Regions from separate parts of the Homo sapiens genome. Here region 1 is linked to region 2. A link is a contact called in ENCODE Hi-C or POLR2A ChIA-PET data. All regions are on one chromosome and are shown on one strand. The core of a region is the stretch at or near the end of the contact, and the rest is flanking DNA. Distances in the headings are between cores, read along the strand shown.

What was found. Hi-C counts contacts between places; a loop is a spot of excess contacts on that map. ChIA-PET counts read pairs that join two places held with the same protein, here RNA polymerase II (POLR2A). Pooled maps may share reads with other maps.
Region 1: a loop to region 2 is called in a pooled map, with 24 times the contacts of the local background. The contact joins the promoter of HOMEZ here to the promoter of OXA1L-DT in region 2. A Hi-C loop is called at or near these places in 11 of 50 pooled maps. POLR2A ChIA-PET finds 5 or more read pairs at or near these places in 2 of 52 experiments (CD4-positive, alpha-beta T cell and activated CD8-positive, alpha-beta T cell).

The regions. Positions count from the first base shown.
Region 1 is chr14:23,281,316-23,287,476 of GRCh38, reverse strand. HOMEZ (homeobox and leucine zipper encoding) reads left to right here and starts at 1,345. Exons shown (of 2, transcript NM_020834.3): 1 at 1,345-1,564. The coding sequence starts at 1,525. RefSeq lists an enhancer at 836-1,115 and a silencer at 1,206-1,615.
Region 2 is chr14:22,762,966-22,768,519 of GRCh38, reverse strand. It overlaps OXA1L-DT (OXA1L divergent transcript), which reads left to right and starts at 1,958. Exons shown (of 3, transcript XR_001750638.3): 1 at 1,958-2,096. OXA1L (OXA1L mitochondrial inner membrane insertase) reads right to left here and starts at 1,832. Exons shown (of 10, transcript NM_005015.5): 1 at 1,756-1,832; 2 at 1,111-1,272; 3 at 349-562. The coding sequence starts at 1,818. RefSeq lists enhancers at 1,724-1,953, 1,547-2,110, 2,111-2,673, 2,674-3,237.

The sequences.
Region 1 (6,161 bases), core at 96-2,595, 520 kb before region 2:
AGTGCAGTGGTGCAATCATAGCTCACTACAGCCTACAACTCCTGGGCTCAAATGATCCCCCTGCCTCAGCCTCCTGAGTAGTTACAAGTGCATGCCACCAAGTCCAGCTAATTTTTAAATTTTTCTGTAGAGACAGGGACTCGCTATGTTGCCCTTGCTGGTCTTGGATCCTAGCCTCAAGCAGTCCTCCCTCTTTGGCCTCCCAAAGCGTTGGGATTAGGTTTATGAGCCACTGCGCCCAGCCCATTTATCTTTTAAGGAATATAGCGACTCAGGCAAGAGACATAGAGGACTGTGTGCCCTATCCTGTTTTGTCTTCAAAGGATCTTTCCAGAGACGTCAGAGTCAGAGGCTTTGTGAAATTATGTTGCCAAACAGAATTGAGCAAGCCTGTCTTCTTACATTTGTTACTCTGTCTCACAGAAGATGGGGAATCCTAAAATACAAATTTTGGCCCATAACTTCATACTGTGTGGGATACTGCTTTGTTGAAGTCCATTTTATTGGCATCCCTTTCTTTTTGTAAGTTAAAAAAAATTTTTTTGAGACAAGGTCTCGCTATGTTGCCCAGACTGGCCTCGAACTCTTGAAATCAAGTCATTCTCCCACCTCAGTCTTCATCCCTTTCTAGCTAGCGAAAAACAAATACTATGGAGAGCTCCGCGTCCTCTTTTCTAGGGCAGGGAGGGGAGCCTGAGGGTCTGGTAGGTCCCAATGAGGTGACTGCTCCAGCACTTCGTCTTTGGGAACATCTGTCTGGTGCCAGTTTGACCCGGGGAACGGCCTAAGTCGCCCGCAGGCTCCTAAGGTCCTCGTCTTTCCGGGTGGCAAGACATCTGATCCCTCTCGAGAACAAGTTCCCAGTTGCTTTAGGCGCTTTGTTACAGCTGACGCTGCTGGTGGCGGTTGGGCTCTCGGCTGGGAAAGGCGCAGCTCGTTTGTATGGCTCCGGAGGGGGCACTGAAAAGGTCTTCCTGGAGGGCTTCCTTCAGAAGGAAACAAATTGGGAGTTGTTGGCGGTCCAGACAGTTCAGCAAAGTGCAGTATCCCTCCTTGGGGAATTTCGGAAGGATCCTGGTCCGGTGTATTCCAAAGGTCCGGCGCCGATAGGTCGACGGTAGGGGGAGGTACCATGCACTGCAGCTTGGCCCCAGGGGACATCTTCCCTGCCCCACGCATCCAATAGATGACCCCAGCTGAGGCCCACGCAGCCAATACCTGACTTCAGCCGAGACCCACGCAGCCAATGGCCAGCCCAGTGCGCTTCGCCCGTGCCCGCCCGCCTGCGCCTACCAATCAGGACTCGGGCCACCTTGGCACCGCCTCTGGACGCCCACCCCACCCATCCGCCCCGCCTCCAACTTGCTCGAGCAGGGCTGGGTAGACCGGCGCGCTCCCGGGGACGGTGGGGGGGGCAGTCCCGGTTTCGGCCATCGCTGGGGTGGGCTCGGAGCGGCCGCACCGGGCAGCAACCCCACTCCCACTCGGAGGCCCCCTGCCCTCTCCCCCACTTCCCCCCGGCCCATGGTGCGAGGCTGGGAGCCGCCGCCCGGGCTGGACTGCGGTGAGTGATCCCCAGCCCCTTGGACTTCCCCTCCCAGCTCGTGTACGGTCTCCCACCTCTGGAGCCCCATCCCCGCGCTGGTGGGGGGATAATTCTAGGTTCGAAGTGGCCCGGTTCTCTCTTTTTTCTCCTCTGGACTTTTCGGTTCCCTCCCCTGTTGTAACTAGGGGAGGGTGAGTGTCTGTGTAGGGGAGGGCAAGAAGGTTGGGTTGGGGCGCCCTTGGCGAGAGTAGGATTGAGATTCGCCTGCCTCATGGGGCTTATCGTCCCAAGTGCAATAACTTTTTGTTCCCTGACCCAGTTCGGAGCCTTCTGGACTGCCTGTGAAATGGAGGATAGGAGAAACATTTCCTTCCCAGGCCCCCCCGCCACACAAACCCCCAACCCCCACGGCTACCTCCTGGCGACCTCAACACACGTGCAGAACCTGGCCTTGCTTCTGGGGATCAGTGGCCTTTGGGAATGAAAGGTTTAGAAGAAACTGCCCCTCTGACTCCCGTACCCAGCCATACTAAGAGAACCAACCAGGAAACTGAGAACCTGAGTCCTCTGGGGTTCCTAGTGTTGCGTCCTATTCTGAGACTCCTAAACTGAAAGAAGACTCAAGCTGAGACCTGTTTGGTAATGTGGGCCCCTATCAGGAGATTTTTTTTTTTTTTGTCATGTGAACCTCCTTCCCATCATACACTTGAAGCCCTTTTATATTACATGATTCGGTTAGTTGGTAGTAATTGAAAAAGCCAGATTGGGAATTTTAAAGATAATGCATACATATCTTAAACATTATAATTAAAAGTATATCCATTTCACCAATCTTTTGATGTAGTGGTGAGACTGTTTTTGTGTCTAAGACTGCTGTTCAGAGTTCCCAATTCTCTTTCCAGTATTAACTACACAGGGAGTCTCAAACCTGGCTGTACCCTGAGAACTTTTAAAAACTTTGGATGCCTGGACCCCAGTACAGACTATTGAACCTGAATGGGAAGGAGGGTGGCCTGGTTTTTAAGCTTCCCAGGTAATTCTAGTGTGCAGTCTGAGAGCCACTCAGGCACTTTCATCATCTTTGGTTTCCCGTTTTGCTTTATTTAAAGTGAAGTATGAATTTAGACACTTCTGAGTGCAGAGTACTTTTGAGATTAAGTCCCACCGCTCAATCTTTTACAGTTGTCTTGCTCACTCCCAACTCAACAATTTTTAAAATGCATACTCTTCCTTGCGTTATGTCTCTCCAAAACATTTGACTTAGTTTTCATAGGAGCAATTTTTTAAAAATCAGTATTCCTGAAGAAACAATTTTTAATGCAGTGATTTTTCATAGGTTTAACATGAGGTTTAATTACATTATTATATAGACACTGAAAAATATGGACATAAGCAGGTTTGTAATCACACAAAACTGGCCCCAGGACACAGGACAACTGAATGAAGCAGATGATTTTGGCGCACTAGTAGCAGCCTACTTAGCCTTTAGTTTCCAGTGTACTGTGGGTATTGGTCATGTAATCCAGTGGCTCAGTTAAGCCAGGCTCCTGGCCCAGTTGAGCATCCCTCCCTTCCACTCTTTCCAACTAATATCACAAATACTTTGTCCCTTCTAGACGCACTTGAATTCTTGAGTATTCCATCAACTCTTTACGTTCATTCACATCAAACTGTTCATCTTTAAGTGATTATCACTATTGCCTTTGTTAAGTTGGAAGGATATGAGGCAGTAAGCCTTAACCTGGCTTCTTGGCAGCAACTAAAGCCCCTGAGTTTATTGTGTAAGTGTGAATGTTTATTTTGGGAAGGTTAGTCATAACTTTCTGAGGGTCTGTAACTTTTGTCTGATTCTCAAAGAGGTTCATGAACTAAAAAGTTAAGAAGCATATAAGCTGAATATCACTATAAGTCTTTAAGGCCCTTAAAACTGTATCCCCAAACACATTTCAGGAGTGCTTCAGATTGTCTCTAAATAAAGATTTAGGGAATTCTAAAGGATCATATCTCATCTCCCACTTTTATTTATTTATTTATTTGAGACAGAGTCTCACTCTGTCCCCCAGGCTGGAGTACAGTGACGTGATCTTGGCTCACTGCAACGTCCGCCCCCCAGGTTCAAGCGATTCTCTTGCCTCAGCCTTCCCAGTAGCTGGGACTACAGGCGCATGCCACCATGCCCGGCTAATTTTTGTATTTTTGGTAGAGACGGGGTTTCACCATGTTAGCCAGGCTGGTCTCGAACTCCTGACCTCAAGTGATCCTCCCGCCTCGGCCTCCCAAAGTGCTGGGACTACAGGCGTGAGCCATTAGACCCAGCCTCGCCTCCCACTTTAACTGTCTCCTACTTTAACGATAAGCCTAGGTTCAAACCTAAAGTTCTAGAGTCCTCTTTTTCCTAGGACTGTGTAAACACAGAAACTGGAAGTTTAAGACAGTCCGTTCTTGTCTTCCATCTGTCCAGGGATATGGAAAGCCCAAGGGGAAAGAAGGGTGTTATACTGTCTCAGAGAGAGAGAGAGAATTTTTTTTTCAATTTTTAAAATTTATATATTTATTTGTAGAGGCGAGGTCTCGCTATGTTGCCCAGGCTAGTCTTGAATTCCTGAGCTCAAGTGATCCTCCTGCCTCCCAAAGTGCTGGGAATACGGGCATGAGCCACTGCACCCAGCCATGACTCCATATATTTTTATTAGTGATTTTTAAGTAGCAATGGGACATATCTGGCATATTTAATAAGGATACAAATTTAGAAGTTGTTCAGAATAGATATTCACCACCACCACCACCACTACCTCCTCTGCGCTAGGACTCCTCACTTCAGCTTTTGATTCTCTTCTTTTTCTACTCAATCCAAAATGGACACACAAGAACACAAGATACTCTAGTGTCTTTATTATGATTTTGATTACTATAGGGTCTACCCTACCTGTTATAATTCTCATGAGCCATTCTGGTTGTGGTTTTCTCTTAGTTCAAAGCCAGATTCTTCCAGGGAAGTACCAGCTATACAGCTGTGCCTTGATTTAAGCCACCATTCTGTTTCAGGAAGTGTTCCATAACTGGTGTTTTGTGTAAGTGAAAACTGAATGCATATAGTACACCAAATATGTTGTTTGCAGTACTGTATGTTACACTGAAATATCAAGCTGATGCCGAGAATGTGAAGGACATCAAGCCACCTAAACGAAAGTAAAATGCTTCCTTACAGCTTTTAATACTTATAAATGTGCCTGCCTTATATTCCCATCTGGCAGTATTCATCCTCACACTGGACTGCTTTGTTCCTTATGCTTTATTTTCCTTATCTCTAAAGTGTTATTGTGTCTTTATATAATAGGACACAAATGAGGTTAAGTAGACGTCAAGCATTGCCATCATAAAGTGTTCTCCAGCTTGGATTTGGTGGTGTTCTCGGTGGGCCACAATTTGTAAATGGTAGTTTAGCACCTGGCCATGCAAGCAGTGCCTCCCAGGCCATTTCAGCTGTGTCCTGGATGAACCTGGAAGGCGAAAGGTGGAACTATCACATAGGCAACTGACACACCGATCACAAAGGATCCAAATTATGGATGCAGTTCTAAAGCACTGGTTTTCATACATTTTTTTAAGTGGCAAATACATTCTGAAATTGTATTTAAACCCCAAAATGTAAAAGTATAGAATCACAGATACACTGGTTTCCTCATCGCTAACTAGAATTAGGGCTCTGCAAAAATAGATTGAAAACAGTGAATGTTAAATGATTCAGTCTTTGTCCCAGTTACCCCATTGTCTAGGAGGAGCATTACTTCACATCAAAATCACCTCCATGAAGTTGAAGTCATGATAAAAGCTGCTATTTATTGAGCCCTTACTTTGTTCTAGTTATAATGTCAAGTGCACTTTTTCATTTAGTCATAAACTTGCTGGGTAGGTGCTTTTTTGCTTTTTTCTTCTCTTTTTGAGACAGGGTCTCTGTCACCCAGGCTGTGGTGCAGTGCACAATCTCGACTCACTGCAACCTCCACCTCCCAGGCTCAAGCAATCCTCCCACCTCAGCCTCCCGAGTAGCTAGGACTACAGTTGCGCCACCATGCCCAGCTAATATTTTGTATTATTATTATTATTATTATTATTATTATTATTATTATTTGTAGAGACAGTTTCACCATGTTGCCCAGGCTGGCCTCAAACTCCTGGGCTCAAACCATCTGCCCACCTTGGCCTCCCAAGGTGTTGGCATTACAGGCATGAGCCACTGCGCTCGGCCCAAGGTGCTTTTTTTCTCATGAGAAACTAAGACTTAGAGAAGTTAAATAACTGCCTGAGGACAAGCAGCATTCTAGGAAGTGGAGTTGCATTAATTTGTCTCACCCCGGACATCCATCCCCTAACATTTGCTCTATGCCCTGCCTATGCATAACACCTAGCACGTAGTACTCTTACGTACTCTCTGCACTGTCTTCACTTTGTTACATAGGAGGAAACCAGGCTCATGTAAGTTAAGTAACTTGCCTGAGATCACATAGCTGATAAGTGGCAGAACCGGGATTCAAACTCAGAGGTTGGCCTTATTGAAGAATTCATATTTCTACCCGTCATGCCATGCTGCCTCCATTGACCCTCTTAAGGGGCT
Region 2 (5,554 bases), core at 709-3,208:
ACAAAAGCAATGCTAGTGGCTTCCCAATTTAGGGGTTTAAGTGCCTGACCTGAACCTCTGTTCTAAACCAGGATAGCTTCATGACTGTTAATAAGGTCCCCTGACTCTAACCCCATGTTTGTATTCAAATATCTACACTTCTTGAATCCCAGATGATCTGGTGGTTTTATAATGCTCTTTAAGAAATATAGGCAGAGTGCATCTAGGTATCATGAACCTCTATTGCTCATTTGAAATCATCTGCTCTTCTGACCCCAGAGCTTCTGCAACTACTTCCTGAATCCATTCAAAGAATTGCCATCTATGAGGTTAAATCCCTAACCCATGTCCAGGGTATATTCCCCTTACATGCAGCAATGGCCCCCCACCAAGGTAGGCCCAGATCAACATGCATAAATTCCAGTAAATTCTGGATCAGTCCCACTGGGGTGTATGACCCCAGCCCCAGTTCAGCGAAGCTCTGCTCTGCAGCAGTTTGGACTACATCTGCAGTCTCTCCAGAAGCCACCTCAGGTACTGCTGTGGGTGAGGGAGTTGCAGCAACAACAGGAGGGGCCTGAACCTGTGTGAAAGAAAGCCTTGTATTATATTTATTCAGTAGCGAACACAAAGCAAGTGAGATCTTTTTATAATAACCAGTACTGGGTTCTGTTCTCTCTACTTCTTGTTCTTCCAGGTTAGCCTAGTGTCTGCAGATTTCAAGCTTAAAAAGGACATCTCATTTTTATCAATAGTTAGGAAGAGAAGTTACTTTGAGTAAGAATCCATGACTTCCCTTCATGCTGGGAAGTTATTTCTTTTATCACTGTTTTCCAAACTTCAGCCATTTGAATATCACTATCATGATTTTTGCCATATATTAACATGAAACAATTGCTTTTCTTTAAAACAGCTCAGAAAACCAAATATAACATCTCTCCTGTTGTACTTTCAATCATTTCCCCACTGAATTGAAAATCCATCCTAAGCAGAGATGCTATCATTTTGGAGAGCTGTGTGGAGCGTGGACAAGAACTCTGCTCCATATTCCCCCTGCTCCCAAACAAAACAAAATATGAAACCAACCAGGAAACACCACTCCTAATATTGCAGGAACGAAAGGCCTCTTACCTGGACTTCTGCAAAAGAGATAGCAGAGGTACTGAGGCTGCGGGGGCCGGAAGCCGCAAGGAAGAGGTAGTGTGGGCGACAGCAGCACGGGGCTGCTGGGAATAGGAGCCGTGTGGTCAGCGGTTTCCCAAGCCATTGCGAGGGCCCTGCGACGCTGTGGACCTGAGCGTGTAAAAGGATGATGGAGCCCCTTTACCGGGAGCAGAAGTCCTCGCGTGGGTGCAAACGGGATTCATTATGCTAACTCCCCAAGAAGCAGGCAGCTCGGCCACTACAGGGGAGGACATTGCTATCACCGCGCGCAGACCGCTAGCCCGAAGGCATGCAGCGGGTGGTGCCTGCAGAGCGAAGCTCGAACCTGGGTTCCCCGCATCTCAGTTATCGCAGACCCACATCGGAGGGCCCTGAGAACGAGGCCGAGGTGCTCTCGCCAGGAGCCAAGCCAATTCCAGAAGCTGACACCGGGCTGCTGGGCCCATAGTGTCGGGGACTAACCCTAGCGCGTCCTCACATGACCCGAGGTCATGACATTCAGGTCCCGGTGAGCAGGTCAGCGTCTGCTGATACCCCTAGCACGAGCTGTCCTGGGGCCTGGTTCACTGGGTCAGGGCAGCATCCCGGTGCTCTGCCCCGGGGCATCCTTACCCGACGCCCGGACTGTAGCAAGCGCAGAAGCTCCCGGCGTCCGCACATTAGTCCCATCGCCATTTTGCCCGGAAGAGGACTTGCTTTTGCGCCTGCGCAGTAAGAACCACAACCCCTCGAGAGGAAGCACTTTTGGAGGCGGGCATGAAGCCAGAATTGTAGCCGCAGATCAGGCGGTAAAAGAGAACGGAGCTTGGCGGCCATATTTGAAGTGGGTAAAAATCTGTAAAGCCACGTTACCATTAGCACGCAGAGAGCCTTTTCTGGAGATTGAAAGGAAGTTGAAGAGCTGGGTTAGCTATCATCGTAAGCTATCATCGTTAGTGATGGCGTAAACCTGGGTAATTTTCCTCTAATGTCGCGATTGTCCTCTGATTTGTAAGTTTAAAAATAGCCTCAGAAAAGGCTTGGCTGTACTTGCAGAGGATTTTTCCCACTCAATGATGTTCGATTCTTTTGATTCTTATTGCTAGGTAATATTGTAATCGCAGGTCCAGTGAAATTTGAGGGTAGTCTAGAGTCTGACAGAAATTAAAAGAAGGCAGCTTCTGGGAAATATTTTCCTCCCAGATAAAAAGACGAAGCTTCCAGAGGAGACTTCACCTTTCCATTTTTTTCTTCTGTAAGTGGGGTGGTGTGAGGACTGACCATGAGGGGACAAGTTTCCAGATGAAAAGCTCACGTGCAGGCCGGGCGCGGTGGCTCAGGTCTGTAATCCCAGTACTTTGGGAGGCCGAGGTGGGTGGATCACGAGATCAGGAGGTCGAGACCATCCTGGCCAACATGGTGAAACCCCATTTCTACTAAAAATACAAAAATTAGCCGGGCGTGGTGGTGGGCGCCTGTAATCCCAGCTACTCGGGAGGCTGAGGCAGGAGAATCACTTGAACCCGGGATGCAGAGGTTGCAGTGAGCCGGGATTGTGCCACTGCACTCCAGCCTGGGCAACAAGAGCGAGACTCCGTCTCAAAAAAAAAAAAAAAAAGGAAAGAAAAACTCACGTGCTGAAGATGGTTGAGGGCAAAGATAGAAAACACCCAAATACTTGATGATATCATTGAGCTGCTGTACCATGCTTGGAACTGCCTATCTCCAGACTTTGTTGTGTAAGTTAATTAAAGGTCTTGGCCGGGTGCAGTGGCTCATACCTGTAATCTCATCACTTTGGGAGGCTGAGGTGGTCTCGATAACTAGGTCAAGAGATCGAGACCAGCCTGGCCAACATGGTGAAATCCTGTCTCTACTAAAAATACAAAAAACAAAAAAACAAAATAACTAGGCGGGCGTGGTGGTGCATACCTGTAGTCCCAGCTACTAGGGAGGCTGAGGCAGGAGAATCGCTTGAATCCGGGAGGTGGAGGTTGCAGTGAGCCGAGGTGGAGCCACCTCACTCTAGCCTGGGCGACAGACTCCATCTCAAAAAAAAAAAAAAAAAGATGATTAAAGGTCTTTACTGTTTAGACTCTAAGTCTGTTGCTTGGGTGTTCTGTTTCTTGAAGTTAAAAGCATTCATCTTCAGGGAAAAAAGTTACTGGTCAGAAAGGTGGAGTTTGATTATGTTTGAACCCTTACAAAGTCTCTCAATATGCAGATTACTTTCTAAACAACAAATTATAGTTTCAGAAAGATACAATAACCTGAAATTATTTCAGTGACTGCTCATTTGGAACGATTATGAATGTACCTGACAGATATGGCGAAAATAGGAGGCAAAGAACTATAATACTGATTTAGTAATAATTAGTGGTATGAGCTAACACTTGCATATGTTGGATGCTATTATAAACATCAATAGATTTTTGATATGGAAACACTGATTTTTTTTTAGAGATTACTTTTAAAACTCAATACAATTAGAAGTAATTACAAATATACAGCTACAGAACACTTGGCAGGGTGACTATCTTACAGTACACTGCTACTTTGGTGGCCCCAAATGAACCAGGCTTCCCAATATTTGCACCTTTAGGAGTTCTCTTCTCTTGAGTCTGATTGGGCCTGTCACTTGCTTTAATCAATAGTAGAATGCGTTGGAAGTGATGTTATGCCAGTTTGGGACTATGCCTTAAGAAGGCCTGATAGCTTCTGTTTTTGCATTCGGGGGAAGCCAGCTGCTGTGTTAGAAGTTTGACTTCTCAGACTTACTGCCTGTGAAAAGCCCAACCAACCATGTGAAGAAGAACTGAGGTTTGGGCCAACAGCCTCAGTTGAACTCCCAGCCAGCAGTCAACACCAACTTTTGCCAGCCACGTGAAGAAGGCCATTTAAAAAGTGGATTCTCCAGCCCACTGGAGCCACCTCAGGTGACTGCGTGTGGAGCAAAGAAAGGCTATTTGAGCCCACATTGCAAAATTACAAGCAAATAAATAAAATTATTGTAGTTTTAAGCCACTAAGTTGTTTAATAATAGATAGCTAAAATGTACAGGCAAACTTGGAAGATACTGTGGGTTGGGTTCCAGACCACTACAATAAAGCCAATATCATAATAAAGTGAGTCACAGGGATTTTTTTGTTTTGCAGTGCATATAAAAGTTATGTTGGGCCGGCATGGTGGCTCAGGCCTGTAATCTCAGCACTTTGGGAGGCTGAGGCAGGTGGATCGCTTGAGCTCAGGAGTTTGAGACCAACCTTGGTAACATGGTAAGACCCCATCTCTTAAAAAAAAAAATACTAGGCCGGGTGTGGTGGCTCATGCCTGTAATCCTAGCACTTTGGGAGGCCGAGGTGGGTGGATCACTTGAGGTCAGGAGTTTGAGACCAGCCTGGCCAACATGGTGAAACCCGTCTCTATTAAAAATACAAAAATTAGCCAAGCGTGGTGGTGGGCACCTGTAATCCCAGCTACTTGGGAGGTTGAAACAGGAGAATTGCTTGAACCTGGGAGGTGGAGGTTGCAGTGAGCCGAGATCATGCCATTGCACTCCAGCCTGGGCAACAAGAGTGAAACTCCATCTCAAAAAAAAAAAAAGAAAAAGTTATGTTTACACTATACTGTAGTCTCTTAAGTGTGCAATAACATGTTTAAAAAACAATGTACATACCTTAATTTGAAAATATTATATCGCTTAAAAATGTTGATGATCATCTGAGCCTTCAGCAAGTCATATTTTTACTGGTGGAGGGTCTTGCCTTGATGTTTGTTGACTATCAAGGTGGTGGTTGCTGAAGGTTGGGGTGGCATAAAATAAGACAATGAAGTTTGCTGCATCAATTGACTATGCTTTTCATGAAAGATTTCTCTATAGCATGTGATGCTGTTTGAAAGGATTTTACCCACGGTAGAACTTCTTTCAAAATTGGAGTTAGTCCTCTCAAACCCTGCTGCTGCTTTGTCAATTAAGTTTATATGATATTTTAAATCTTTTGTTGTCATTTCAACAATGTTCATAGCAACTTCACCATGAGTAGATGTCATCTCAAAAAACCACTTTGTCTAGAAGAAGCAACTCCTCATCTCTTAAAGTTTTATCATGAGATTGTAGCAATTCAGTCACATCTTCAGACTCCACTTCCAATTCTAGTTCTCTTGCTGTTTCTACCACATCTGCAGTTACATCCCTCCATAAAGTCTTAGACTCCTCAACATCAACCATGAGGGTTGGAATCAACTTCTTCTAAACTCCAGTTAATGTTGATATTTTCACCTCCTCCCATGAATCACAAATGCTCTTAATGGCATCTAGGAGGGTGAATCCTTTCCAAAAGGTTTTCAATTGACTTTGCCCAGATCCATCATAGGAATTGCTATCTATGGCCGCCATAACTTTACAAAATATATTTCTTAAATAATAGACTTG